2 separate regions of the Mus musculus genome follow, and region 1 is linked to region 2. A link is a loop called in an ENCODE intact Hi-C map of the cell type or tissue named here. Cell type or tissue: left cerebral cortex. All regions are shown on one strand. Links, peaks and the distances in the headings refer to the core of each region. The heading gives the core; the rest is flanking DNA. Region 1 has its middle 13 kb from the start of Gm42054. Region 2 overlaps Galnt2 (polypeptide N-acetylgalactosaminyltransferase 2).

Region 1 (14,869 bases), core at 3,384-11,383, 140 kb before region 2:
TGGCTTTGTTGGAGACTTGGACAAGCAATGAGAGAAAAGCTTTTCCACAAAGACATCCCAGGACCTGGCAGCATCTGCCCAGCACCGTGCAGCAGGGTTTCAGTTATTTCTTTTCTTCTGGGATGTAAATCCAAGACAGTGCCTGGCTTGGCTCCTGTTCTCAGAACCCAGGGCACTGTATGAAGGGCCAGATAAAATGTATGCATAAGTAGGAATTTCTTTTCCTAGACAAACATTTGTCCATAATAGCTGGTCTCGAACTGCCAGGGTCTATGTCAGGCATTGCAGATTCAAAGGAAAGGAAGATGTGACCTTTGTCCTTGAGAAGGTCATTGTCTAGCGTTAGGGAAGAATCAATAGGGACAGATACATGAAGACATAGATATGAGCAGAGAAGTGCCTTCTAAACATTGAAGTTCAGAGATGGGAGCAGGCTCCTCTGGCCCTAGGCAGGCTGGGCAGGACAGGAAAACATCCTGGTGGTTAGTAACCATGGTAACCAATTGTCTGGTCCTGTTCCAGATCATCTTTTCCACTTCCTAAGGGCTGGATAGACACACGCCCACCCTGGACAGAGATTTGTCCTGCACAGTTACCAAAAGGGCACCAAAGACTCTGAAGTGTGTCACTCCTGTGCAGCGAGGACACAGGGTTCTGTCCTTTGAGAACAAGGTATGGGTGACCCTGCTGAGGCCTAGTCTCCCTTAGTGAAACAAAGTAACTGAGAAGCAACCACTTCAGGAAGGGAGAGTTACTGTGTCTCACAGTTTAAGGGTGCAACCTCATGAAAGAAAGTCATAGTGTCAGTATGAGGCAGTTGGTCACAGGACATCCACAGTCAGGAAGCAGCTGGTCACAGGGCATCCACAATCAGGAAGCAGCTCATCATAGGGCACCCAAAGTCAGGAAGCAGTTGGTCACATGGCATCCACAGGCAGGAAGCAGCTGGTCACAGGGCATCCACAGGCAGGAAGCAGCTGGTCACAGGGCATCCACAGGCAGGAAGCAGTTGGTCACATGGCATCCACAGGCAGGAAGCAGCTGGTCACAGGGCATCCACAGGCAGGAAGCAGCTGGTCACAGGGCATCCACAGGCAGGAAGCAGTTGGTCACATGGCATCCACAGGCAGGAAGCAGCTGGTCACAGGGCATCCACAGGCAGGAAGCAGCTGGTCACAGGGCATCCACAGGCAGGAAGCAGTTGGTCACATGGCATCCACAGGCAGGAAGCAGCTGGTCACAGGGCATCCACAGGCAGGAAGCAGCTGGTCACAGGGCATCCACAGGCAGGAAGCAGTTGGTCACAGGACATCCAAAGGCAGGAAGCAGAGAGATGAAGACAGATGCTGGGCTTGCTTTCTTTTATTGGTCACGGATCCTAGATCATAGAACAATGCCTAACACATTTGGAGTGATCAATATTAACTATTCCAACTCCTGTCTCAGTAAAAGGGTCCAGGCGTGTTGGCAACCTGGGCCGATGATCACCAGACTGTGACATTACTGTCTAGGAGGCTGCCAGGCAAATGTAACTCACTCAGGAAAGCTGCTTCTCCAAGCACTGTGGTCCAGCTCTCATGGGTTTTCTGTCTTTTCCAGATACACTCCAGATACTGAAAACATACATCATTAATATTCCAGAGCCCTGTTTCAGTACACAGAACAGCAGTAAAAAACAGCTCAGCACCTGAGACCCACAATTCATCATTCAAATTCACTCTGTTCAAGTATTCATATCCTGCAACAGTGTGTCCCTGGAGGGGCAAGTGAGCCCAGAGGACGCCTCACAGGATCCAGGAGACAGGGAAAGAATCCAAGGGTAGGAATGAAGGGTTCTGGAACAATCTGATGATTTCACATAAGGCTTTTCTCCTCTTGATACACTGGTCTCAGTGTCTGGCCCTGACAGTGCAGGAGAGGCAATGGCTCTCCTCCCAGCACAGGAATCACCAAGCAAGGGTTCTTTGAGCCATCAGGGAATAAATTCTGAGGACATTTTGCAAGTATTTATTTGCCATGTAGGATGTGCCACACACTGTATTTGGCACAAAAGATGAGAAGTGCCTAGCTCTCCACCCAGACTTGGCCTGGGCAGTCAGAATGGAAGTGAACTGCCCAGCACAGCAGGTGAAGCCGAGAAGAGTTCTGTGGAGTGAGGACCCACTGGTCTCACCTGCTGGGGGCCATGTCTCACAGCTTCTCCCAGGGTGAGCATTTACAAGGTCTGGGAGGGGTTGCTCCTCATCTGGATCTGGCTGTAGCTGCTTCCTGGACAAGGTGAGAGACTGTGCCACCGAGGCTGGAAAGCATGGGAACTCAGCGTCCGTCCGGGGTCTCCACCTTGGATTTCAGTAGAGCCATGGGATTGCATTGAGCTAATTTACCATCACACTTTTACAGGCAAATCCTGGGAACTAGAGTGAACTGCTTGAGTATTGGCTGCGCTCATTAAGGGTGTATATATATATATATATATATATATATATATATATATATGTGTGTGTGTGTGTGTGTGTGTGTGTGTGTATATTAGGAAAACATCAGCGGCAACCTAAATGTTAAACAACAGGGAGGAAATTAAGCAAATGAAGCAATCCATGCATCTGGTGAGAAAGAAAATAGCGTCAAAAAGAACATAAACTGCTCATTCGGTTTATCTGGCAACTCGGTTGAGTCCAAGGAATGCAGCATCGAACAAGGTGAGCAGAGCCTGGGACTTGGGTTCTGCTGGAGGAGTGAGCCAGCTACTGGGCTGTAAGTGATGCATCTTCAGGGGAGAAGGTTGCTCATGGGTCAGGGGTCAGGGGTCAGGGGTCAGGCATGGCTCTGCAGGGCAGAAGTTGTGCAGTGCCCTGAACAAAGATTGATCAGTGTAGAGAGGACAGCAGGGAACAAGTCCCTGAGGTTGGAGTGTGCTCGAAAGGGCCCACAGCCAGTGCACTAGTTATTTATCTCTGTGACAAAATCATCCGAGACATGAGAAGCATCTTCAGGAAGGAAGGGTATCTCATCATGGTGGGAAAAGTGTGCCATCAGGGGCTTGAGGTGTCTGGTCACTTCCAAAGTCAGGAAGGAAGGAGGAGAGCTGGCCTTTGGGCAGGTGGCAGTCTCTTCCTCATAGAGATGCTTGCCGCCCCCACCCTGACCCACTGTTCTCTGCTTAGTCCTGACTCACACAGACTTCAGGAGGAGAGCTATGGTCTCAGAAAACCAGCAAAGAAAGTACTTCGGGGTCTTCAGAAACGTTAGGGAGGGTGACCCATGCCAGCTGAAAGGCTGACTTCTTGTGTGGGAGGGTCAAGCTCGCCTAGTAATGTGTAAGCACAGATGGCCGGTATCCCTGGGAGAAGCACCCCTATGCAGGCTGTGTTTCATCTCTTCCCCGTTGTTCAGCAGAGCCTGGGAGTGTGGAATGCTATGAGGTTCTTAACACTTTTAAGTTCTTAAACCTTGGTCTGACAGAAACCTTGTCAGAGACTAGATTCCTCAGAAAGCAGGTGCTGAGGGGGCTTAAATGTGAGATGTGCCCCAGAAAGCCCTAGGGGTAAATAGGGTGTGTGAGGAGGAGGCAGGGTTGGGAAGTATGGTCAATTAAACCATAATTTAGTTGAAGACCTCCAGGGAGGCCCATCAGACCTGGCCATGTCGTGCCCATGGGGCAAGTCTTGGATCTTACATAGAATAAGTGTCCATCTGAAGGTTGACCAGAAGGAGCAAGACCTTGGTCCTGGGGACTATAAGGGCTGAAGGCTGCAGATACCTGATAATGGCAGAAACCTTTCCGGAAACAAGGACCTGAGCTATGTCATGGGCATGTAGTGATCATGCATGGAAGAGTGATAGATGCTCTGAAAATCCTGTATTTACCAGAATTTTCTTATTGGAAGCAAGTCCAGAAATTCAGTACCTTGCCTGTCACAGTCTCTACATAATTCCTTTTCTGAAACATAGAGAAACCTCAGGCCTCATAAAGCTGTCTGTGCTCTCAGATGGATGCACAGTTCTCTGTGTAGCTTTGTCCTGGGGTCCAATAGTCAACCGCGCCAACCTGGGAGTTCCGTTTTAAGTAGAGAACAGACTCTTACACTGCAACAAGATTCATAGTGATTGTTTGTATATCTTGTCTGTCATCAGGGGGCAAAAGAAGAAGAGGGAACCTGGAGTTTCTGGAAGGTTGTAATGTATAAATGAAGTTGACTTCTTCAGGCCTTTGAGATTCATAGATTCAGAAACAGAAATGGGCCACTCCAGGCAAGGAGGGTTTGAGCAGTGTTAGAGAGTAGGCCAGGGACTGCAGTTGCCTTTTTCAGAATGCCTGTCAGACACCAGATGGAGGGTGAGTGTGCTTTAAGCCCTCCTGGTATGTTGATCTCCAGAAATGGCTGGCTGCTGGAAAGCCCTAATGATGGGCTTTGCCAAGGGCAATGGGGTTCTGTGCGGTTAGGTGAGGACAAAGGGTGGACGGAGGAAAGGCAGGCACATTCACCAGGCAGAGGAATAATTAGCAGCAGTAGTGATCAATACCAAACCACAGGCCAGCTCTGAAGCTGGACGTCTCCTTCCAGCCGTTTATTTATAATGTCTGTCCCAAGGGTGTCTGCTCCCTCATGAGCCCCCACTCTGGGATTCCATCCAAGGGGTGTGGCAGTGGTGGATCTATCACATCGAGCTAGCCTTGGCATATCAAAGACTCCCCCCTACCAAAAAACCAAACCAAAACAAACAAAAACCTGACAGGGCTGTTCCATAATCAGCCCTCTGGGGGCATTATTTTCCAAATTGCCATGTTGGGTCACAGCAGCACCTGTATGCAGGTATGTCACTGGACACACTGCATGAGCACACAATAACACAGTGCATCCTGGGAGTTCAGCATGTCTTTATCTGCAGCTGTCTTTAGTTTCTAAGCTACAAATGTCCTTTGACTGGGGAGGTCTACCTTAAACAGCCCTCCTCCTTGCAAGGACAAGATAGCCACCCCTGTAGTTCCGTGCTCTACCTCATTTGCCTTTACAAACGGACCCACTCGTTCCTTCCCACCCCTCCTCATCCGCAACCTGCAGGAGCTGAGAGACTCAGAGTGTGGTGTACATGGATCTATAGGGACATCTGTGTGGCTCATGGCTTCTGGAGGAGATCAGGCAGGAGCTCAGTTTGAAGCTGACCACCAGGAGGGGAGGGGTGATGAGCACCAAGCTGACAAAGATCTGATCCCTGCACACAGTTCACTGCACATCCAGGTATGGACAGGAGTTCGGGGTTAAAGCTGATATGGTTTTAAAAGTCCACATCAAGAAAAGGAATATAAAACTACTGTCTATTTACAAAACACACAGGGGCACTTTGCCAGAGCCTCTCCCTCCGTGTAGGAGAGCGTCATGGGCTTTGTAGTAGTTTTAGCTTGGACTGATGGGCCCCGCCTGGGTTTGGCAATGAAGAAGCTTTGTGTAGAGGACAGTAGGGAGACGCCATTTGCTTATTTAGTGTGTTCTACAGCCAGGCATACCTCTCCCTCCTGCCCTTGATCCCTGCCCACAAGAGGCTGCAAGCAGAGAAACTTCCATGTGTCCCTTCTGGCAACCCAGAGTATAGAGCCTGAGCTGGATTTTAGCCCAGGCTCGCCCACCACCATGCCTCAGCTCAGTCACACTCCATGCCTTTTTACCCAACTCTGGCATCTTCCCCTGCAACCCCCCCCCGCCCCCCCCCCCCCCGCAGACTGGGGCTCTGGCAAGATTGCTTGCAGAGGTTTTCTCTGACCTGCCTACGCCACTATCATCATGATTTCTGTGTCCTCAGAGACGCTGTCATCCGGCTCTCATGTGACACTGGCATTACTCAAGTCGCCGTCTGCCTCCCACCCATGGGCTCATTCAGACCTCCCTTGCTAAGTGTGGATTCTGAGCCAGACATTTCAAGGGCTTTACGAAATGATGTACACTGATTGGAAGGGAGCCCGAGAGGGCTGTTTACACATTCCTTGTCCGTCCTCGAGAACTCTAGGCCTGAGCGTGACTGAAGCATGGTAAGGGCATCAGAGAGCAAGGGAGACAGAGATGGTGGTGACAGGCACGAGTATTTGTCACTTGCCACCCCACGTGGGCTGAGTATGCAATGTGTCCTTTGGCAGCATGAGCTCCTACAGGCAGCGGCTAGACCTCACAAGCTTGCCTGTGTATTCTTCTGAGAACAGCACAGGCCTTTCATACAGCGTTGGGTAAAGATTTGTGGCTCACTTGGTTTCTGTGACTCCGTGACCGCCTCATGCAGCTGACAGTCACTCTGTCCATCTTCCCAGCCTCAAGCGGCTACTCGAAGATCTGTCACTTTGGGTGTAAGCATAGACACCAAGGCACTCAGAACGCCATCTCCTTGCAAGCTCTTTCTTCTCTGCAGATCTTCCTCAATGGAGCAGTGGTGACTGCCAGCTCCCTGAGGCCTTCCTGGCCAAGCTTGCCTCTGCTCTAACTCAGCAGCGACACAGGTAACCTTCAAGTCTCATAGACGCTGACGCTTTACAGCTTGTGTAATCTGCAAGGTAGGAATGTAAAGATGGAAGGGACTCAGCATGGCTTTCAGAGAAAATGGATGAGCATTCTACAGCTTGGCCTCAGAGAGAATATGCCTTTATAAAGACACACAGAGGTTCAGTGGGCTCTTGGAACTGCCCATAGCAAGTCGATGAGCCGGTGAGCTTCAGGCATCGCTAAGAAGTGATCCGTTCCAATCAGGACTCTTAGAGTACCAGGAGCTGCCTTCTTGCAAATGCTCTGGCTCAGTGGCAGTGAGTGTGGCCTTCTGCTACACCCCAGGACACCAGCCACGCTGTCTTTCTTGTGTCTCAGTCTTCTCCCTTAGGTTGTTCTCAGCATCACGATGTTCACCTGCTGAGTTCGGCCCTGAACTTATTCTGGCCACAGGCAAGGAACAGGCTAGGGCTTCTTCATCTTTTGGAAGCCCCATTACGGCTGCAGAGGGCTGAGGAAGCATGACCTGATATGAGTTCCTGGAGTGTGAAGCCAAGAGAAGCAAAGTACACCGGGAGATAGAAAGGTCCAAATAATAACATAATTTATTATTATTATTATTATTATTATTATTATTATTATTATTTTGAAACAAGGTCTCATGATGTAGCCTAGTTCAAATTAGGACTGTCATACAGTTAAGGATGATCTTGAATTTTTTTTTTTTTTTTTTTTTTTTTGGTTTTTCGAGACAGGGTTTCTCTATGTAGCCCTGGCTGTCCTGGAACTCACTCTGAAGACCAGGCTGGCCTCGAACTCAGAAATCCGCCTGTCTCTGCCTCCTGAGTGCTGGGATTAAAGGCGTGAGCCACCACCGCCCGACTAATCTTGAATCTCTTGATCTGCCTGTTTCTACCTCCCAAGTGCTGGAATGACAGGAGTATCACCATATGTAGTTTTATTATGTGGTCCTTTGGGCATGATAGGGTAGGCAAGCACTCTATTAACTGAGCTACATGCCCAGTTCCCTCTCTGCCTGTCTCTGTCTCTGTCTCTCTGTGTGTGTCTCCCTCTGTGTGTCTCTGTCTCTATCTGTCTGTCTCCTTCCTGAGTAATCCAGACTGGCCCAGAACTCACAACAGTCTTCTTACTTCAGTCTCAAAGGTGCCGGAGTAATGGAGTATGCTACCATGCTTGGCTTTGGGGGGAAATGTGAGCAGTGTTTTGCATCTCCTGGGTCTCCGGAGGTAGAGAGGCTGGATTGTTAAGTCTGCCACAGAAAGGGTTTCTAGAACAGTTCTTGGCTGCTCCCCTGAGGGTGGTGACGCAGCTGCTTAGCATCCTGGCTCTCTCAGTCTCTGTTTTCATTCCCCATCAGCACTAGCTGCTGTCACTGAAGACTCCAGGCTGCCTCCCCCCCACCCCCTCAGTGATTCCAGGTTTTCAAACAGCCTCCTTTTTTAGCCAGCTCCAAGTCTCCAGAGAGCCCTGCCTCTTTTCATTTATGAATTACCACCTCACTCTTGCCCTCAACACCTTGCCCAGCCTCCTCTGGGGGGTCCCAAGTGGATGGCCTTTTCTATCACAGTGTGGCCCTGTCTCTATTCAATACCTCTACAGAATTTTCCAGAACCAACTTCCTCTATAGAACATAGATTGCTACTTAGCAAGGCCTTCCTCTTGCCTTGTGCCTTCAGGGCCACTGTACTGCCTCTACTGGCCCATTATGGAGCCTGGCTAGAAGACCTGACTCATAATGATTGTGAGGCTGAGCTAGAAACGCATATGCGGTACTTCAGTTGAGAGTCTAAATGAGTCCCCAGAGGACCACAGCTGTCACCTTCTCTGCTGCCAACTGTCATTGCCTGGCTCTATCCTGGGACTACTACTCACAAAGCAAGGCAAAGTCAGCAAGAGCTTGTAAGCAGCACCACCTGAGAGAGAGAGAGACAGAGAGAGAGACAGAGAGAGAGAGACAGAGAGACACAGACACAGAAACAGAGAGACAGAGAGAGAGAGAGAGACAGAGAGACAGAGACAGAGACAGAGACAGACAGACAGACAGACAGTGACAGACAGACAGAGACAGACAGACAGACAGACAGAGACAGAGAGAGAGAGACAGAGAGAGAGAGAGACAGAGACAGACACAGACATGGAGACACAGAGACACACAGAGAGACAGACACACAGAGAGAGAGAGACGGAGACACACAGAGAGAGAGAGACGGAGACACACAGAGAGAGAGAGACGGAGACACACAGAGAGAGACTCAGAGAGAGACAGAGACAGGAATGCTTGACTGCCACATGACACAGTGCAAGACAGTACAGAGCTCTGAGCTCCTCCGGCATTATAAATGCTAAGTGTCTGATTTCCTGGCATTTTGCCGCTTGTGTTAATTTATCCAGTTACCTATTAAATTCCAGAAGAATTAGATGCACAAAATATATTTTGGAGCTCACATCCTCACAAGAAAAATCCATGTTTAAAGGCTTTGGCTGTCCTGATATTAATACAGATGTCGATAAATAATGAAGTAGCATTTGGCACTTGGGAAGCTGCTCATTTTGCCTCACAGGGTTTACACACATTAACTACCTCCCAGCCAGCCCACCATTGTCTCTGAGCTGCCAAGATATCTCAAAAACACACCAGGAGCCTCAATGTTGTTTGTTGTTATTTCCTGGGATTTTTTTGAATGCATAAAGGAGAATTCTTTCTTTTTTATATTCAGTATTATTAAATATTCAAAAGTTGATTTTTTTTTTAGTCTCCCAAAGAAGAAAATTTCAGCTAAATCTCAGCCAGAGAATCTGACCCCAGAGCTATTACTTCTCTAGAATGAAGGAACATCTTGCCTGTGTGTGTGTGTGTTTGTTTGTTTGTTTGTTGGAGAAAGGATTACTCTGTGTAGTCCTGGCTTCCCTGGAACTCACTCTGTAGAGCAGGTTAGCTCTGAACTTACAGAGATCAGCCCACCTCTGCCTTCTGAGCAAATGCTGGAATTAGAGGTGAGTGCTACTGCCTGGCACCTGAGTGGGGAAATGTCTTGTTCTGCTTTCATGACAAAAAGACCCACAGCCAAGTTGCCCTCCAGAAGCCATCCACCACAGTAGAAGTGGCACCCTCAGGGCCATTGACTACCCTCACAACACCAGGTTCCACCCATATGGTGACTGCACCCTCTAGACATGAAGGATATGACCATGGGGCTAAAGTTCTAGCTCCATATTGTTTTGACTTTAGGTTTGAGTAGCAACACAAGACTTACAGCCACCAGCCTCTCTGCAAGAAGCAATTTTTGGAAATAAGAGTCGTAGCCACAAGCGAAGTGGTTCCGTGACTGTTGTAAAACTCTAAACCGGGCAGTGGCAAGCAAGGCCAAAATAGAGCTCAGGGTATTTCCCCTTTTTCTGCTTCCATATGTAAGTGTGTAGCATGTGTATGTGGGAGCACAAGCACACATGCACACACGACGCTGGAAATCGTCTTCCGTTGCTCTTCTGCCCTTTTCAATGAGGCAGAGTTTCTCCACCCAACCCAGAGCTCAAGTTAGTTTAGAAACTGGCCTGGGGGAGAAACAGAACAGGACCTGAGGCACCACAAGGAACCATCGGGAAGGTGCACAGGACTCACATGCAGTGCTTAGGAATATGCAAGCCAGGAGGGCGGCAAACTTCCACAAGTCCAGAGGAAGGCTAGATCAGGGGACAAACTGGAGTAGTCTGGCCACGATAAGCTGCAAAGTCTTATTAAATCCGAAATCTGTTCTCTCTGAAGGAGTTGGGTCCATATAAGGTGCTGATGTAACAACGTACTCTGCCAGAAAAACCTCTAAGCTCAGAAAAGGTTCTTCACGTTGACCATTCTGCAACCATTTTGATTTTTGTGTTCTCGAAACCTGACTTTTAAAAGGAGCTTCTCAGTTCTTCAAAACAGAAACATCCGATGACACTAGAAAAATCTGCAGAGCCCTGAGGCTTGGGAAGGCTGGGGTTTGCTGCGTTAGCACACCGAGCTTGCTTCATTCCCGCAGCTGCCATGGCTCCAAAGATCTCAGAGCAGAAGTTCTCCTTCTTCACCAGGCCCCTCCATCTCTGGGATTCTTCTCACTGTGCACAAGGACCAAAAATCAGTTCAAAAACCAACTGTACAGTGAACCCGGGATGCTACTGAATTTCACTGTGGCCTTAAATCCGATGTCTCAGACAGCCTCGCCTTCCCAGCACCCAAGCAAACGATTCTGAACACACAGTTTGTACTTTCAAGCCCTATGAAGTCAGTGAATGACGCCTAAGACTTCAGCTCAAACACAAGCCTACTGTGTGCTATGCATTGCAGGGGGTTCTTTATCGATTTTTCTCGTCCTTTTGAGACAAGGGCCTATGTAACCAGCCTGGCCTCTCGCTCACTGTGTAGCTGGGGATGACTTTGAACTCCCAATCGCATGATCCTCATGACGTCACGCTGGCAAAACATGGCCACCATGTCTGGCTGGAGAGAAAAATCTTTATAGTGTTTACAAAGTTTTCTGCTCTTAAAGAAACTTAATGGTTTGATTACAGAAAACAAAGACCCTCATCTCTCATACGTAAGTTTCAAGTTTGTAAATCTCTATGTTAAAAATGGTCGATTTAAAAAAAATGCTATTTAAGTTGCTGGCTAGAGTTTCATTAAAGAAAAATCATTAAATGAGTTCTGGCTTGGAATTAAGACAGAATTTCCAATTTCCTAAATAGCTCTAAGTATAATTCTGTCGTGTTGCATTATATATTTATGCAAAGTGCTATTTTCAAACATCGACGATTAGAAAATTAAAATATCAATAAACTGAAAAACATTCAAGATTCTGGGTCCTACAGTATCAAGTGTTCAACCAAGCTTTGTATGTGTGTGTGTGTGTGTGTGTGTGTGTGTGTGTGTGTGTGTGTGTGTGTGTATGTGTGGTGTGTGTGTGTGTGTGTGTGTGTGTGTGCGCGTGTGTGCGCGCGCGCGAGCACACATATAGTCACAGGATATCTTGCAGAAGTCAGTTTTCTGTTTTTACTGGGTGGGTCCCAGGGATTGGCTTCAGGTCGCCACCAGCTTCGTGACAAGAACTTTTACCTACTGAGTCACTTCACCTGTCCTCAGTTAAAACTTAATTCTTTATTGCAGGTGGGAGATAACTAAAGCTGTTTCTTTACAAGTAACTGTTTAGCAATCTCTGGTACTACGAGATAGCTTCATGGCTCTGAATGTACAACACTTGGCCTTGATTATCTCTTAAGTATGTGAATTTTGTGGTTTGTGAATTGTATTTCAATCACGCTGTTGGGGGGAGGGACTACTTTTCAATGTAAAGATAATGATACGAACATGCAACTGTTACAAAAAAAATACATAATGAAGACTGGAGATGAGGCTCAACTGGTAAAGAGCCTGGGATGTGCTCATGAGAATCCGAGTTAGGATTCCCAGCATCCACATGAAAAGCCAAGCGCAGTAGACATCCCCATGGCCCACGAGGTGTAGTTGGAGCTAACTGGTCAACCAGTCTAGCCAAATTGGTGAACTCTAGGTTTAGTAAGAGATCCTAGGTAATAATGGATCAAAATACATTGTATAAATTCATGAAATTTTCAAAGAGGAAATATATAAAAAGTAAGGTCGAAAACGATTAAGGAAGACATCCGACATTGATATCTGCTGCCACACACACAGGCATACACATGCATACACAGGGAAATACATACATAAGAGAGAGAGACAGACAGACAGACAGACAGAGACAGCTCCCTAGAGTCACAAGTGGCCAAACAAAATAGAAACTAGTCTGTCTAGTCAGCATCCAGCATTTAGTATGTAAAGGAAGTAGGAGGTAGCATGCATTCATGTTTGCTCATATCTGCACGGGTGGATCCCAGATGAATGCCTAAGAATCAAGCATGCGTGTGGATGGATGGTGTCGTGGTTAGCTCCAGCTGTTAACTTGACACAAACCTAGAGGCACTTGGGAAAAGGGAGCCTCAACCGAGGACTTGCCTAAATCTGATTGAATTGTGGTGTGTTTGTGGGCATTTTTTTAAAGTCCCTAATTGGTGTAGGATGATGTAGGTCACAGGGGGAGGCACCATCCCTAGGAAGGGGGGCCTGGATTGCATAAAATGAGTAGCTGAATGTGACCAGGGAGGAAGCCATAAAGGGAATGGGGATGGACGGTGGGAGAACAGGAAGGGTGGTGGAAGTGGGGTGGGGTCGAGGCAGTGGTACTGATGATGAGCTGGGACAAGCTGACACTTGTGCCATCTGCTGGGTAAGAGTCACAGTAGGAAGCGGCTGTGCTGTGGGAGAGAAGGAGTGTTCAATGTGGATGCAGCATGCTTGCCTTCACAGAGCTCAACGTACTGAGTCTTCCTCAGAGAGCCATGGTGGCTGGCAGTGACTGCAGGGGTGACTGCAGGGGTGACCTGCTCTAGGGAAGGAGCCCACTGAGGTGGCAGGATGGCCTAGCTTGCTGGATCCTGGTGTGGGGTCTTCTGCCTCACGGCCCCAGCCTCATCGTTGACTTCTATCCAGGATGCTGGACAACAGCGTCCCCACCCGAAGGACCTCACAATAACAGCTTTCCGGGCATGCTTCAGACGCTTAGGGCCAGTGGGTCCCAGCTGCCAGAATTCAAGCTCCCAAAGGCCGGATGACTGTCACAGAGGCCTGCAGCTGACATTTGGGAACCACTTAGATAAATTACCTTAAGTGGTTCTTTTAAAAGACTTTGTTCTGCCTCCCATTTGCTGCCCCGAGGAGAGGTAAATTATAGTAATCCGTCCTGGTTCTCTCCAAGACAGAAAAGGTCTTGCGTCTATAACCTTTACTCACCTCGGTAACATTTCTCCTGGAGTCCATATTCATCACTTGAATACTCCGTCCACTGAGAAGCGAGGCTGCAGGAGCTGTTGGGAGAGCCTTCGCACTGCGCTAATGCACATGACATGGGGCCAGTGCTCAGGTGCACTTGTGCCCTGGCCCTCTGAGGGGCGTGGCATCTCCTGTGTGGGCAAAAAGCACACCATGCCGGGACAGAAGAAACTGTAGTCCTTGCTGGCCTGGGTTTCATTTCCCATTAATGGCTGAATGGAAATGGGTGAATTCTCAGATACATTTTAATCAGTCCTGAAATTACAGCGATGGTCACTTTAGAACAACCTCCTCTGAGTGAAGGATATAATGGAAGCATGTATGTGCTGCAAATGTGTGTCCATGCATGCACATGTGTGCATATATGAATACATGTTACTAATAAGCCCAAGGTGCATACATATACATATACATATACATATACATATACATATACATATACATATCTGTGTGTGTGTTCCTCATCCTTAGATACTCATAATTTTTATTCCCATTTTATGATACCTAAAGTGAGGCTGTGAGAATGGTGTTGTCTGTAAATGGGACTTGGAGGACACACACGACAGAATCAACCGCCATACATGCTCTGTGAGGAGACTAGCAACAGAGTCAGCCAGCACACTTGCTCTGTGGGGACACAGAAACAGAGTCAGCCGGTACACGTGCTCTGTGCCACCTGGATCCTCCACCAGGTGCCCTCTCCCTCCGACCTTAGCTCTGTACAGCTCCTCATGGCAGACTGTGGCTGGAGCTCAGGGTAAAGCCAAAGTGAGAGTACTTCTTATCTCCAGCTCAGATGCTGCACCTGTGGGGCTCCTTGCATCAAAGCTGAGTGGCCTGGAGATCTGCCTAAGGCTGCTCTGCTCTTGGCAGCACCGCACGCTGCACCATCTCCTTCCTGCCTTGTGTCAGCTTTGTCTGCCTCTCTTTATGTCCCTCATGCATGTTCGTCTCCTCATCTTCCATCTGCTTCCTGGTCCCAGCCTAGCTGCATGAAGGAAGGCCTGTCCTCTATCCCTTTCCCCGTCCCTCCTCTCTCTCTCTCTCTCTCTCTCTCTCTCTCTCTCTCTCTCTCTCTCTTTCTCCCTTCCCCTTTCCCTCACTCCCTCTTTTTTTTTTTTTTTTGAGGTCTCACACCATAACCAAGGCTGGCCTGAAATTTACTATGTAACTCAGGAGAGCCTCAAGTTCTCCCAAGTGCCAGAATTACAATGTATAGCCACACCTGCATCAATCTCTTTCATGGGGCCTTCATAATCTAACACCTCAACTCTATCACCTAGGAGACCGTTCATCATATGAAGGTGCAACACCCAGGTTGCAGCCCAGACTCCAGCAATTACATCCGGACAGTCTGTGATAATCTTTGCTTCAGGTCCATAACTTTGATTCCACCTCTAGAGTCTTTCTTGCCACATAACACAATACAGGGAAAGTTTTAGGGACTAGACTGTGAATCCCACTGAGGTGGCCTCCCTGCCTGTCACAACCCTCATGGTGA
Region 2 (14,869 bases), core at 4,435-12,434:
GTAGACGAGGACTTTCTTTTCTTTTGTCCGTACTGACCACGTTGGGTGAATGTCTTTAGTCATATCTTTTGCTGACTGATTTGAAAGAAGATATAACTTGAAAGAGCACTGTGTTGCTTGGTTCTGACAAGGTCCCAACGTTTATTCTGTGTAGGGCCTACACTCTAGGCTGATGGAGACTGCCGCTTAGTTTGGAGTTCGGTTTCTAAGTCAGACTTTGTGGGGCCAGCGCCCTGGCCTTCTTCCTCCTCCAGTTTGATGGCTTTGGTAAATGACTGGAATGATCGGAAGGTGAAGGCCTGCATCTCTTCTGCGCTTCCGACTCTTTCATAGGACTTGTTTCTTACACTTCATCTGTGAACACACACCTCTCCCATGGCCATTTTAATCATGCTAATCCTTTGATGGCCTCTAAGAAATTACATGTGGTGTGATGTTGGCATGTGTCGACCTTTCCCATTACCTGAAGATGTCTGGAGAGTTTGTCTTCCCAGAAGACAGTGCTGTGTGTGCATTCCTACGCTGAGGTCTCCAGCCATCATGAAACCTCTGTCTGTCACCACGTTGAGGAGTGGGTCTTCCTCCCTCCCATCTCTCATCCTTGTGAGCAGAGCTCCTATTTGTCTCAGATTCGCCCACAGTGGAAGGGGAAGCCCCGCTCACCCACTGAGTTCTGTACAGACTACTTTGTGTGTCCCATGCAGAACTGTCCTCGGATCCTCACATGGCCCTTGTCACCTTAAAATCACAGTTACTGTGTTTACCCTCACAAGATCAGGCTTTTAATATTCTCTGGGGGGAGCTTGCCAAGATACACGAGCAGCTTAGACTTGAAGAGGGCAGAGACCTCTTCAGTTGTATCACTTCCAGGAACCTTCCTGTCGCCTACCTCCAAACTCTCTGGCTCTCTGCTGGTCTTCCATCGACACCGTACCTGGGGTGAATACATGTCTGCTCACTTCATTCTGGAAAGTTCTGTAACACCAGTGCATTGGGGTCCGCCAGCCCCCTAGGCTCCTCCCACATACCCACACCGTGAGCGCCAGAGCTCAGGCTGCAGTGTGCCTGAGCCTCTGGCGTTCTTGTCTTATGAAGTGTAGTGTTATTGTCTCAGCTATTTTTAAGCCTACTTTAAAATAACCAAAATATTGCTGTTTCCCACTTGTCTGAAGTTCTGCTCTAACTTTCCTTTTTTAACCTTGTACGTGTTTAGGCGACAGCTTCACAATTGTATGATTTTTTTTTTTCTTCCTGTCAGTTTAAACGTAAGCCATTGGTTTTCTGCCCCCGGCCCGTATCGTTCAGAAGCCAGATGTTACAACTGCATGTTATTTTCTTGCCCGGTACCTGTGGCCTTGTCATCACTGTCACTGACTCTCTGTAGCTAGGGATTTTGCTGCAGATGTTTCTAAGGCCATCACACACATTTCTTCCCACTTGGCTTCCACAGCAGCCTTAGAAAGTAGGTGCATTCATTATTGTTCCTGTGTTGTATTGACGAGAGGACTGAGAGTTAGATCTGTTTAAGCTAAGGAAGTGGGGGGCAGCATGAACACACCTGTCTGCAGGGCCATGCCTCACTTCGTGTGTGTGTGCATGTATGTGCATGTGTGTATGTGCTCACATGTGCATATAAGTACCTGTGTTCAGCTTAGATGCCCCAGCCTCAGTCTTCTTACTCACATGTTTTCTAGGTGTGTTTAACATGTTTTTAAAGTACCCAGAGCTGTCTCAGAGTGCAGAACAGGCCTGCTGCAGCAGGCTGGTTGGTTGCCCTGGAAATGTTGAGCCTCCTGAAGTTTGGATGCCTGCTTCTATGTCATCACAGGCTTCTGCTCACGTCTAAGAAGATCTGTGTAACCAACGGCAGTGCAGTGCTGTAATCTGGCACACGGGAAGGAACGTAAACTTACCCGTCGTGTAACATATTTACTTTGCCACACCATTCGGCCAGGCCGGAGTGGCACAGACAGGCTGCTTTGTGTTATTTCCTTTTGTTTTTTACACTGCACTGGGGGTTGGGCCAGGGTTTGCTAACACTAGGCCAGCGCTCTCTGCTGAGCCCCAGCCCCAGCCCCCATTTTCACTCAACTCCCCATTCTGTAGCTCAGCCTGACCTTAAGCTCCCTATTCTTCTGCCTGGGCCTTGTCAGTAGTGGAGACAGCAGCGCCCCCTCTGGCCCTGCCGTTTAGTCTCCTGGTGTGTTTATGTTGTCTGTTTTACCCCAAGTCTGCTCAGTTCAGAACTGATTCAGAGACTGAATCAGGTGAAGCTCATCTGGCTCATGGTTCTAGAGGCTGCTGCTCTAAGCCGCTGCTGCTGCTGCTTGGCCCCTGGTGAGAGCCTGCGCTGATTTACAAGGCAGCCTTGGGGGAGCCGTGGGCAGGACCCCATGCTCCTGGCTTACCCCTTCTTCCAGTAGACTTGTGGATCTTGAATCCCGTGGGTCCGTCGCCGTCTTTGACGCAGACACAGTTTTGTTTACTAGCCAGTCCTTGCTTTTTTTGTCCCTCCAGTTGGTTGACAGAATTTGTTTTCTACTTATAACTCAATTAGTTGCCATTTTCAGCAAGAGTAGTAATTAGACAAGTACTGGTTTAATACTAAGAATAAAACTCTGCCCGTTCTTTAATGAGGAGCACATATGCTTGTCTCTGTCCCAATCCCTTTTTGTTCTGTTTGAGATCTGGGCATTAGATAGATTATGACAGTCATCTTAATTTTTGTGATTTTTTTTTTTAATTTGTGTGCATGAGTGTTATGCCTGCACGTGTGTCTGTGTGCCACCGTGAGAACAGTGCCACTGGGTTGTGAGCCATCCTGTGGGTGCTGGGAATTTATCCCAGTTCTCTGGGAGAGCAGCCGGTGCCCTGGATCACTGAGCCGGCTCCCCAGCGCCCTGTCGTCGTCCTTCCAATAGTCGCCATCCTTCTTCCAGAGAGTTTAGTCTGGAGGATGGAGAGATATCACCTATGTCTCTCAAGAGGACGCAGGTTTCATTCCCAGCGCCCACACCTGGCGGCTCACAAAGCTCCAGGGAATCCCATGCCCTCTCCTAGCCTCTGAGGATGCTGCATATACACTCACATACACGTAGAGCATTTTCATTTGCACAGTGTTGTACACACAGGTCCAAAACTGCACTGGTGTGAGGTGGTTTCATGCTTCCTCCTGCTTTGTAACTTGTTGCCCCTTTAAGTTTTTTTTTTTTTTAAATGTGATTACACCTTTTTGATGTTATTTGCGTGCGGGTGCACGAGTGGCAGTGCACATGCAGAAGTCAGAGGACAGCTTGAGGTTCTTCCACTGCCTGGCTCCCAGGGACTGACCTGCATTTGCCAAGCTTGGTGGTAAGCGCCAAGGGTTGAGCAGCTCATGGGTGCTGCCTGAAGAGATGGGGTAGTGATGATGTCCTGTCTATAGCATGAATGGTGACGGCCACCTCCACGCACCCAGGGATTAAATACCTGTCTATCCTTATCTCTGAAAACAGAGGATCCAGCATGGCCTGCAGTTGCCAGCTGATCTGTTTGACAAGGGCAGAACATTGAAGGCATCTGTGGTCAGGCAGTTTCCAGACCTCCTGCTGGGCAGAGCTCAGGATCTTGGCCATCCGCTCCATGTAGGGAGAATGGCCACCCTACAGAGCTCCGAGGCTCTGGCATTCGGCCTGGAAGAGATAAGCACAGGGGGGAACGTAAGCCGCTCACCCAGGCAGTTCATGGGAAGGTTGCCCTGGAGCTCAGCCACTTGGATGCCAGAGGAGCGGAGCAAACGGAGGCATGGATGGCTCCGTGTGAGGCAGGACTGGGCCATCCCACGTGTGGAAGCTGTAGTTGGAGGATATCTGCAGCTGGGGACTGAGGCAGGCATCTGGGGAACCCAGGCAGGCATCTGGGGGACCCAGACAGGCATCTGGTCAAGCAAGGGAAGGAGTGCATTGTGGTTCCTGTTGGCTGCTCTGCAGCTGAACTCCTGGGAGAGCTCTGTCATCAGGAGGAATGAGTTTAAAGGGACAGGTCTTGCTTTGACTCTCAGGAATGGCTGCTGGTGAGGTGTTCTTAGGGAGATTAAGGGAGCGCTCACAGCACTGTGTAAGGCTGTTATTTTCTCAAAGTTTTCCATTAAAAGCTAACGTCTGGAAAACGGAAGGTGGTGGAAAGTGGGTGATAGTCCTGATGAAAGAGTTTCACTGCCTCCTGCGACAGCTCAGCCTGCAGAATGCACCCCATGAGGCTCTGCAGGTTCAGATTTCCTCTGTGAGCTGGCACCACCTCCCAGGCTGCCCAGCCTGAAGTGTGCCAGGCCAGCTACTGGCCCCGTCTGTGCTTTTGTGCTGAACCCCCAGCCTCCCAAAGGGCACGGAGCTTTCCGAGGCAGGGCGGTCAGTGAGGCAGGCAGCGTCTTGTGCCATGAGGTGATGAGTGCTGTGGTTTTGAACTTGGCTCCTCTGATGTTTGTGGTATGTGGTGCCAGGACTATAGGGCGTGAGAAAGCTGTTTTAGGTTAATAATGGTGACATGAGATAAACAAACCCAGGGTGAACAGGGCTTGTCAGACCCTGGCAACCAGACCTTAAGGAGCCTAATTTCAGAGCAGTCTGCAAAGGTCATTAAGTATTTTAGGGTTCGGTTCTCTGGTGTTAGAAGACCCAGGGCATTCTGGGTAGATATCAGGACTGGCTAGGAGCCAGCTGGGACCTGGATGTCCGTCTTGCCCCTGCTGTTGGGAGGGCCACTAAGCATTTTGGTTAAGCAAGCATTATATAACAGCTAGTTTGGTTCTTTTAACTGTTTTTTTTTTTTTATATCTGCCTCAATTTTTAATTCAGAAGTTATCAAATTGTTCACCTAGGCTTCTGGAAAATTCCATAGCAACCATCTTGAAATGTAGAGCTGTCTGTGCTATTTTGCTGGGCAGAGCTTGAGACATGTATCTAGCTCAGGTAGGATGGGGTGGGGCTGTTTCCAGCAAGCCCATTCTGTGTATCTGACTGCGGCTGGGTCTGCCGTATGTGCCGTTGGCTGTGGTTAGAGGCAGGAACTCTGCTTCTGCAGTATGCTGCTGCCATGAATAGCATCTCTCCACACAGTGTGGAGGTCTCTCAAAAAAACAAAAACAAAAAAACAAAAAAACCACAAAACCATATCTTCTGACAACGGAGCCATACCACTCCTGGGGATTTACCTAGAGGACATTCAAGTCAAGATCACACAGACAGACACTTGCACATTGACAATTACAGCAGCGGTAGTCACAGCAGCCACGTTACAGAGGCAGGCCAGGTGCCATCAGCGTGGGGAAAGGCAAGGACACTGGGGTTGTTTTCAGCTGTAAAGAAGGAGCCGTCATGCCATTTATAGGAAAATTGATGCAATCATATTAGGTGAATAAGCCAATCTCAAAATGACAGACATCACACGCTTTCTCTTATTTGCAGATCCTAGACTTTATATAGACTTTATATACATAAAATCATGTATGTATTTATGACAGGAAGGTAGAAATGAAGCCGTCTAGGTTGGAACAGAGGAGGCGCTTGGGAAGGGAGGGAGAGGTATATGGGAAACAGGCTTAACACAACTACATGTGTATATGAAAACTTAAAAAATAGTTTTTACAAATGAGTCTAAGGGTAGCTGCCTCAGCACAGCCTGGGGCTCTTTGCCTGGCCTGCTTGGTTACAGGTTACAATCAGTGTTCCGCAGAGCCAGGCACCTGCATGTGACTCAGCTCTGGGTATCCCCGGTGAGCCTGCTATCCCCTGGCCAGGTCCGGCTTTGTGATGGTGGTCAGCTGTCTGTAGCTTTCCAGCAGCTGCTCACCCTGGATGCCAGCTCAGGAGTGGGGAACGTGTTTCCAGCTCTGGCTTGGCTAGCACTCCGGCCACACAACAGGCTAGATGACTGTTCCAGACACTTTGGAAACATTGTATCAATTGCCAAGGCAGCCACTGAGATGACAGATCTGTCTTCCCCCAGCTGAGAGGAACTGGGGGGGGGGGGGGCGAATTCAGGCTTCCAGTGAGCCACTGCCTCTGCTCAGGGCCTACATCCTCCCAGTGTTCCTGTGAAAGCAGTCCTCACTGCACTTCCGTGCCCCAGCTGGGAAGCTGAAAGATCTACCTTAAGTTCTTCAGGGTTTTGAGACTTCTGATTGTTAGCATGCTGTAGAGACTCACACGTCGTCCGGTGAGTGGCAAAGGCAGAAATCAGACCAGCCACAGGGCTCCCAGCTACGTTATCTTCCCACCTCAGCAGCAGGAACAGACCTCAGCTCAGGACAGAGTGGGGCACATCTCACTGTCTTCACAGAGCCAGGAGGCTGTTCCCTGTTCCCAGTTCCTCTTGGCAGAATATAGAACTCCCTACATCTCCAGGTGAGGACTAAATTCATTCAAGTCAACTTGGTTCTTTATATGGGGTAGCCTGGTCTATTCCAACTCAAGGTGTCAGAACCGCAGGCTAACCCTGAAGCAGAAGGAAGTGGGGGAGGGAGGCAAAGTGAGCAACCCAGAGGAAACAGAGGACTGTGTGCAGCTTCTCTCAGATACGCCCCCAACGATCTGTAACAAAACCAGAAACCTCTGATAGGTTGTGTGTTCATGAGACACCCAGAGCAGCTAAGATAATAAGACAGTTGCAGGTACATGTCTACGAAAAGAAATGTAAATGGAATAGATATTTTTCTAGGAAAATATTACCAAAATCACTCAAGAAATAGAAGGCACGAGCTGGGCATGGTGGCACACACCTGCCATCTCAGCTCTCAGAAGGGGAGAAGTGAGAGGTTGCGAGGCCTTGGGCTTGCGGTGGGGTGAGATGAGAGCAGGAGCGAATCACGGCAAAGGGTGAAGAGCGTGGAGTGACTCAGTACACGGTTACCGGTGCTCCTTACTCCTTGACGGAGACTAGGCAGGGACAGTGTGTGTGTCTGCTCCTACGTGGGAACCTGACCACAGCAGGGTGGTGTGGCAAAGCTGTGTGCCCAGGCGAGCAGCGACTATGTGTCCTCTCCGTCAGCTGAGTCCTCGGAGGTTGATACCATGCTGTTTAGGGATGTATATATGCCTTTTCTCTGTGTGATTAGTTAAAAGCATACCTAGGAGTGACAGCGCACCAAATCTGGGTTAGAGGTTCCCTCTCCCGACACTGGGGGTTGGAAAGGGCCTGAAAGGGTGGTAACTGTTGCCTGTGAGCTGCCGTAAAGACAGGACCACAGAGTGAAGGCCCTCCTGCTTGTCACTGTCCCTACACGGGCCAGTGAGCTACATCACTAATGTCCTGGTGTCTGTCTTAATTAGGGTTTCCATTGTTGAGAAGAGACACTATGACCAAGGCAGCTCTTAGAAAGGACAACATTTAATCAGAGCTGGCTTACAGGTTCAGAGGTTCAGTCCATTATCACCAAGGCAGGAACATGGCAGCGTCCAGGCAGACATGGTGCTGGAGAAGAAGCCAAGAGTTCTACATCTTGTTCTGAAGGCAAACAGGAGAAGACTACTGTCTTCCAGGCAGCTAGGAGGAGGGCCTCGAAGGCCACCCCCACAGGGACACACATCCTCCAACAAGGCCACAAGTAGTGCCACTCCCTCTCCCACGGCCAAGCATATTCAAACCTATGAGTCTATGGGGACATTCCTAGTCAGACCACCACAGTGTCACACGGGGTGAGAAGAAACCCAGGAACCCTCATCACCCTTCTGACCGTATCGTTGCTAGGACTTGACCCTCCCCTTGGGTATGTACATGTTCTGGCCGGTTTCTTCCTGTGTATCCTCAGCTTCACCTGTGTGATGCCCGTGGATAACGCCAGGACCAGTAACATGTATTACTGGCCACAGTGACATGTATTAATCCCTGCAAATGACCCAACGGCATTTAGGATCATCCAGTGTATGTCTGCAGCATCCGTCTGTCCCTGGGAGTCAGCTGGAGCTTTGATTTAATGTCAGAAATAGGAAAGCCAAGAGAAAGGAAAACCTTTTGTGTGTGTGAAGTGCGAGGCACATCCAGGAGAGGCAGGATCCTTCTGGAACTCTTTAGCTAAACTAAGGGTTTTCAAAATCTTTTAATTTGACTTTTTAATTTCCATACACACACACACACACACACACACACACACATTGTATTTATGTAGTTTTCCCTAGCCCCTCCCCTGTCCTCTCTCAAATCCATGGCCTCTTTCTCATTATTGTTACACACACATACACACACATGTATATAAATACAACCTGCTGAGTCTATTTGGTGGTGTGTGTGTGTGTGTGTGTGTCTGTATGTTATCTTTATGTGTCTGACTTGTCAAGTTGCCATTTTAGTGGACAGGAAGCTTCCAGAATGACAGTGCCAGTACCAAGTCTTTGGAGCCTCTAGTGAACCAGGGCCCAGAGTGGGCTTCTGCGTGTGTCTGGGAGAAGAGACTCCAGCTGCCTCGTTCTCTTGCTGTTGCTCGCTCTCCATCCTGCTTGGCTGGGAGGAAGCACCCTACAGCTGATGGACTTGTAGCAGCTGCCACCCTGGTTCCCACTGCCTCCAGAGCAGCTAAGACTGGCTGACAGGGCCAAGCAAGACTCTTTAAATGCAAAATTAATTGCTTCTCTTTTTAAAGCGGTTTGGTTCCTCCGGGGCCTCATCTGGGTTGAGTGTGGGGCTTATCTGGATCTGTGCGCACACTCGCTCCACCCGTGGGCTGTGAGAGCCTTCAGCTCGCACTCCTTAAGAATGGGATCTCGCTGAAGCTCCTGAGTGCCCAGACCTGAGCCTGAGCCTTAGGAATATGCAGAGGAGTTTTAATAAAACGCTGTGTAGCAGCAGCCTGCTTGTTCCAGCAAATGCTTCCAGAGCCCCAGGAGACTTCCAAAAGCTCCTGGAAGATGAGCTTCCTGCAGAGACGAGGAGAATGAGAGACTGGGGCGTGATTGGATGGGCCCGGAATCCAGCGCTCTGAGAGTGAAAAATGCTATCCATCTTCTCACGGTCCCACTCGGCCCTGTGGGTCCCTGGAGTCTCCCAACCCAGGTCTGCTGGCTCAGTCACTCCTGGGCTACGTGGGGACCCGGGTACAGAGGGCAGTGAGCCTCGAAGCATGGAGCCTCTCCCCCTTACAGCATTACAGATTGGCCTCTTGACAGTGAAGCCATTTGGTAATTTGTTTACAGTTGAAACTTGATAGATTCTTCGTTCATCTACCTTCCTGCTAATTTTTATCAATTGGCTTGTCCATGAAGGCTCGTCTACAGTGAGTGAGATCAGATGCTAACTGTAGAATTCGTTCCCTGACTCCCCACAAACAACTGCTATACAATTTTTTGTGTGTGATTAATTAAAAAGAATGTACTATAATGACTAAAATTAACCGACGCCCCTTCTGCAATTGCAGCCCTAATTGCTTTATAATTGTGCTGCTTTTCTTGCTGCTGCTCACAGACTGCAGGGCTGGGCTCCTCTCGACAGTCCTGGGGAAGCACTCATCTCGGGGCACCTGCCTTGCCCTCTCCACACCTCTCTACTGGTGTCCGGCGGCTGCTATGCCAGCATCCAGCTCACTGCTCAGCAGTTGAGTGTTGAGCCCTGACTGAGCTCCAGGGTTCTTCCAGAATCCACCTCCTTTCCCACTGATTTCCATTCAAGATAACTGGGGGAATCTGATGAGCTGCAGGGTAAACTGAGTCTTCGGTGTGTTGGACCCATGGAAGGCTCTGCCACTTGAAGAGATGATAAGGGCAAGGAGGGGTCCAGAGGCAGGGACTGGATTTGTGGGTTCCCTCCTCTTCAGTACGCCCTGTCAACCCGGCTGCTCTGCTGGGCTCCTTCTCAGTCTGGTGTCACTGGCATCACCATTGGCCACTTGGGACTCTGGCTGTACTCAGACACAGCTGACAGTGTCCCAAGGCTCTGACAAGGTCTTCACCCTCCTAGGGGAGTTGTGTAGAGACTCTGGGACACTGCTCTCTGCCTGCATCCCCAGAGTGGCCTGGAAGAGTCCACGTGAGTTCTGCTGAGCTGGGTCTTACTTTACTGAGTATTTTGACCATGTTATACTTGTTATCCTCATCAGAAGAGGCGTGGCTTTAAAACTGGTCTTCATTGGCTCAAGTGTAAGGCGTCCACAGTCAACGCAGAGGCCCTGTGCGGCTTGCCATCTTTGCAGGCCTAGGTTGTTATGGCCCTGTACGTGAGACAGGCCTAAGGTGCCTGCCCACCTGCCAGTCCGGCTTCCATGACACAGCCTGCTCCTCTGTCACCAGGTTACTGGGAGAAGGCCTGGCAGGCAGTATGAAGGACGGCAGGCAGTGGGTCCTTTGATACTGTGAGAGCCAATCACCCAATAGGCACCTTGCCTGTTGTAGGCAAAGCTCAAGGTAAGAAGAAAGCAATGGCTGGCTGGCGTAGGTCCCCCAAGGGGGGAAAAAATGCTGAGGACTGAGGCAGGCGTGTGGCTGAGGAGTGTCTGTCTGGAAGTGGGAGGCTATTTCACTGCTTTAGAACACGTGCCTTACATGTTAGAAATCTCTTCTCAGTTCATACAGCTTGCAGAACGCCCTTGTCTGTAAGCAGAACCTGGCTGTAGCTCCTGCTTCCATATGTGCGTCTGTGCCAGAACCTCCCACAGCTGGCAGGCTAACCGCAGCCTCTCGGTCTTGGCAGCCCACTCTGCTTATCGAGCAGGGATGATCCGTCATTGCGGGGTGTATCCTTTGTTCACAGGGCCGGTCACTCTGTTTCCTCAGGTGTCAGCGCAAGCAGTGGCGAGTGGACCTGCCAGCCACCAGCGTGGTGATCACATTCCACAATGAAGCCAGGTCGGCCCTGCTGCGGACGGTGGTCAGGTGAGGCCAACGGATAGCTCCCAGCGTCTCATGGGAAGTGTTTGGGGCACCTGACAATGGCTGCACCTCAGGTGCATCAGCTGGGGCTACAGACAGGACATCAGCTGCCAAGCATGGGGTAGCTGTTGGCTCCTCGAGCCAAGGCCGGGGACCAAAAGAGAGAGGAAACTTCCAAGCAGAGCTCCGCCCTTACAAGGCTCCGTTCCTCTGTCTTTCCTCAGTGTCCTCAAGAGGAGTCCACCTCACCTCATCAAGGAGATAATCCTGGTGGATGACTACAGCAACGACCGTGAGTTTCATCAGCCTTCCTGGTTTGGGGTGTCTGGGAAGAGTGACCTAATACAGTCTGGAGTGGAGTAGGGACCTAGGGGCAGAAAAGAGATGTCCTCTGGAGACCCTGGGGGCAGGACTTTGCATAGGTGACCAAGTATGTGGCCTTCCAGCTCAGAACCCCGTGTAGACTCAGGGATCACTATTGTCCACCTCTTTTCTCTCCTTAGCTGAGGACGGGGCCCTCTTGGGGAAAATCGAGAAGGTGCGGGTCCTCAGAAATGACCGGAGAGAAGGTAAGGAGGTCCCCCCTGCTCGTCACTTGTGAAGCAGCGTGTCTCTGCCCTCGTGAGATGGTGTGTCTCTCAGTGCCTGTGCGGTGGTTTCTCGCTAGTGTGACAGATGCAGTTTAAAGAAAGAAGTGTTTATTCTGGCTCATAGTTCCAGGGATGCAGTCCACCGTGGTGACAGGAACATGAGGCAGCTCGTCACGTGGGCCCACAGCAGGCAGGCAGAGATGGGCGTGGGAACTCAGCTCATGGGTCCTCCTTACACAATCCAGGACCCCGGTCCATGAGATGCTGCCACCTACTTCTGACCTAACCTTAGAAAATTCCTCTCAGACATACCCAGATGTCTGTCTCCTTGGTGATACTAAGTCCTGTCATATTGACAGTCAAGACCGACCATTACATGCCAGCCTCTGTGTGAGTGCAATACCCTCTCTTGCTCCAGAGGGAAGAAAAGAAAAGAACGCTTTATTCAGAATCAGATATACGGGAACACAGAGCGAGTCAGATTGTTCCGAACGGCTGCTGTGGTGGAAGAGGGGCCGTGTGCTTAGTCACAGAGTACAAAGTCCTAAGTCGGTACATAAACAAATATATTGGTAGGGACATGAATTAGACAGATCACAATAGAGCGGAGGAGCCTCTGCCGTCGTGTCAGATGTATTGTGGTTGGTGGTTAACAGTGATCTGCTGGCGATCCGGCGGTCATAGACACTGGAGATGCTTGGTCCTAAATGAAGCTTGGTACCGAGTGGACAGGCCGCTGGGGCTGAGAGCTGGCTCAACAGTTAAAAGAGCACTGGTTGCTCTCCGGGAAGACCCGGGTTCAAGTCCTGTCTGTAACTCCCAGTCCCAGGGGATCCAGCATCCAATCCTTGTCTCTTCAGGAAGAAGGCACATGGTGCACAGATACACATGTCTGTAGGCAAAATAAACCCATACACATACAATTAAGATTTAACAAAAACAGTAGCGGCCAATGACTTACGACCTGCAGCATTCAAACTTTCCCTTAAGTTCTAGTCAGTATTTATCTTCTACACAGATATGGCTTCTTCAGATTCCAGTTCCCACCCACCTTCCTTAGCCCACTGAATCTACTTCAGGGAAATCTCAGTTTATGTGTCTCTCCCTCCACCAGAGCCACCCAAGAGCCCTGTCTCAGTAGATGCAGGAAGGATAGTCAAAGCCTAAGTTAATTGGAATTGTTTGTACATGAAGCTATATTTTCAAATCACATTTATATTTACACATTTGGAAAGTTGACTTCTGTCTTCTGCCTGTAAAGTCCCATCAGTGGCTTGGCTGCAAAGGTTTAGAGAAAATGTTAAAGCCTAGCTATGAGGAATACAGTGTCTCCATGTTCCAGGCATGCCATAGAATCACAGATTCAACTTTGACAGCTCACTGAAGGAGAACTGTCCCAAACTGGGAGAGAGAGAGCTGTCATCTCATGCTGATGTGACACTGCAGACGCCAGCTGTCAGTCTCATCTGTGTGGGAAGCTACGGGAACAACTGCCTTCCCACAGCCAGGTCTGGAAGCCCCTTGGGGCGTCTCGGGTGTGCTGCTGCTGTTTGGCCTCACCCTCTTCCAGTTTCCAGCAGTTACAGAGAGATGACACTCTGGACACTCCACTGTGTGAGGCTGACGTGGTCATTCCCTGGTCGGCTCAGACTCTCTTCCAGGTCTCCATGTGTGGCTCCAGGCACAGCAGGAAGAAAGATCTTTTTTTCTTTTTCCTCTTCTTTTTTCTTTTCCACTTTTTGCGTATGGGTGTTTTTTCCTGCGTGTATACTACATTCAAACTTGGTGCCTCTAGAGGCCAGAAGAGGGTGTCAGACCCCCTAGAGCTGGAATTAGATAGAGTTGTGAGCCGCTGTGTGGGTGCGGCAAATCAAACCCAGGTCCTCTGGAGAAACGGCCAGTGCTCTTAACTGCTAGGCCAGTTCTCCAGCCCAGCAAGAATCTTTTTCTTTTTAATATTTAAAAATTCCGTGTGTGTATGCGTCTGTGTGGGTAGGTCACATGTGCAGGTACCCATGGAAACCAGATTAGGGCATCAGATCCCTAGGAACCAGAGTTAGAGAAGGTTGGGTGCTGGGAACCAAACATGGGTTCACTGCAAGATCAGTGAGTGCTCGTCACCACTAAGCCATCTCTCCAGCCCCCAGGATCTTAAAAAAAATTAATTAATTTTAAAAAATCATGTATTAAACAGTGTGTGCTTTGCACTGTGCTAGACGCTAGAGAATGCAAGGATAAATTGTGACAGTTATTCTTCCTGCCCCTCGGGTGCTTGCATTTTAATTCTGGAAGTAAATACACATGTGAAACTGTCATGCAGACTGCTAAAGATCGCAGGGCAGCACATTAGTCATGGTGGGCTCCGAGCACTGCTATGTCACTGATAAGACTGGCAGCCTTACCGTCCACTCGTGTCTCAGCACCACCAGTGGGGACCGAGGCTTTAGCATGTGAGCTCGTGTGCAGAGGGGTGGCCTCAACATCTCAGTCAGACACTGAAGACTTGGTCCTACACATGACGAGGGTGCTTTGTTTGCACACGTGCATTTGGGGTAGATCCCCTATTTATCTAACAGTTGAGCTCTAACTGTGACCTTCTGCAGTTTCTGTAGGAGGGCAGAGATGTTTTCCACACTTTGTTTACTTGGCAAGGCTCAAATCCCAAACCCTGTGTCCATTGGAGGAGAGAGCAGCTGAGGCCTCTGCCACCTCCGGCTGTGGCCGTCCTTGGGCTGCTCTGCTCCTGTGGCCCCCTGAGCCAGGAGCTGTTAGCCACAGGCTTCCAGGACTTGTCCCCAGATTGGGGGCCTTCTTTTCCTTTCCAGCCTCCGTAGAAGCCCTGCCCTTGGTCTGCTGACACCTCAAGCTGAAAGGACTGCACTGCAGCAGAGGGGAGGGCAAGCCCATGCGGACCTGGGCCTTGCTGCGCCGTTCCTGCTTTCAGGCCTTGAATCCCCTCAAGTTCCCTTTTTGAGTGACTTCTTGGAAGCCCTTTCAGACAGTTTCCACTTACGTTCAGCTCTGCAGTTGTAGCAGTTACCCGAGGAAGGGTTTGAACGGCTTGGAGTTGGAAATCTCGTCTTTTTACCCTGATGTAGCATATAGTTGATAAGAGTCATTGAAAATCCATTTTTCTTGTTTATAAAGGAACTTAAAATACTCGTCCTTGCTCATTGTAAGGAGCCCCATCCTGCCCAGGTGCAAAGTGTCTTCTGGGCTCAGTACATGGCTAATGATAAGACTGTACATGAAGTACCTGTTATAATTGATCACAAGCCGTTCGGGCAGAATGGGGCCAAAGATGACCCTGGTTTTTGTATCACAGCCACACGGGTTTGACTCAATGCCCTGTTGTCTGAAGACAACGCTGTTTTCGATGCAGTTGCCAGGCCCACCAGACCTGGCACCATTAGCTCTCAGGGTGTGGTGACACCTTTGCTATCCCAGCCA

Evidence for each region. A loop is a pair of places that touch in the nucleus more often than their neighbours do. Peaks named below come from ENCODE experiments on the same cell type or tissue, not always from the same donor. Only the 100,000 strongest peaks of a DNase experiment are listed, where the experiment ranks them.
Region 1: a loop joins it to region 2, with 2.1 times the contacts of the local background. A loop is called at or near these places in 2 of 42 quality-filtered maps.

The regions. Positions count from the first base shown.
Region 1 is chr8:124,176,458-124,191,326 of GRCm38, forward strand. No RefSeq gene overlaps it. Among named protein-coding and RNA genes, the nearest start is that of Gm42054, 13 kb to the right of the region's middle. In left cerebral cortex, for the core only: a CTCF peak has its summit at 8,191; DNase peaks (open chromatin) are centred at 5,875, 6,351, 7,799 and 8,196.
Region 2 is chr8:124,312,939-124,327,807 of GRCm38, forward strand. It overlaps Galnt2 (polypeptide N-acetylgalactosaminyltransferase 2), which reads left to right. Exons shown (of 16, transcript NM_139272.2): 4 at 10,734-10,832; 5 at 11,054-11,121; 6 at 11,333-11,398. Among named protein-coding and RNA genes, the nearest start is that of Galnt2, 89 kb to the left of the region's middle. In left cerebral cortex, for the core only: no CTCF peak of the experiment used is centred there; DNase peaks (open chromatin) are centred at 5,879, 8,600 and 10,586; H3K27ac peaks cover 1,279 bases.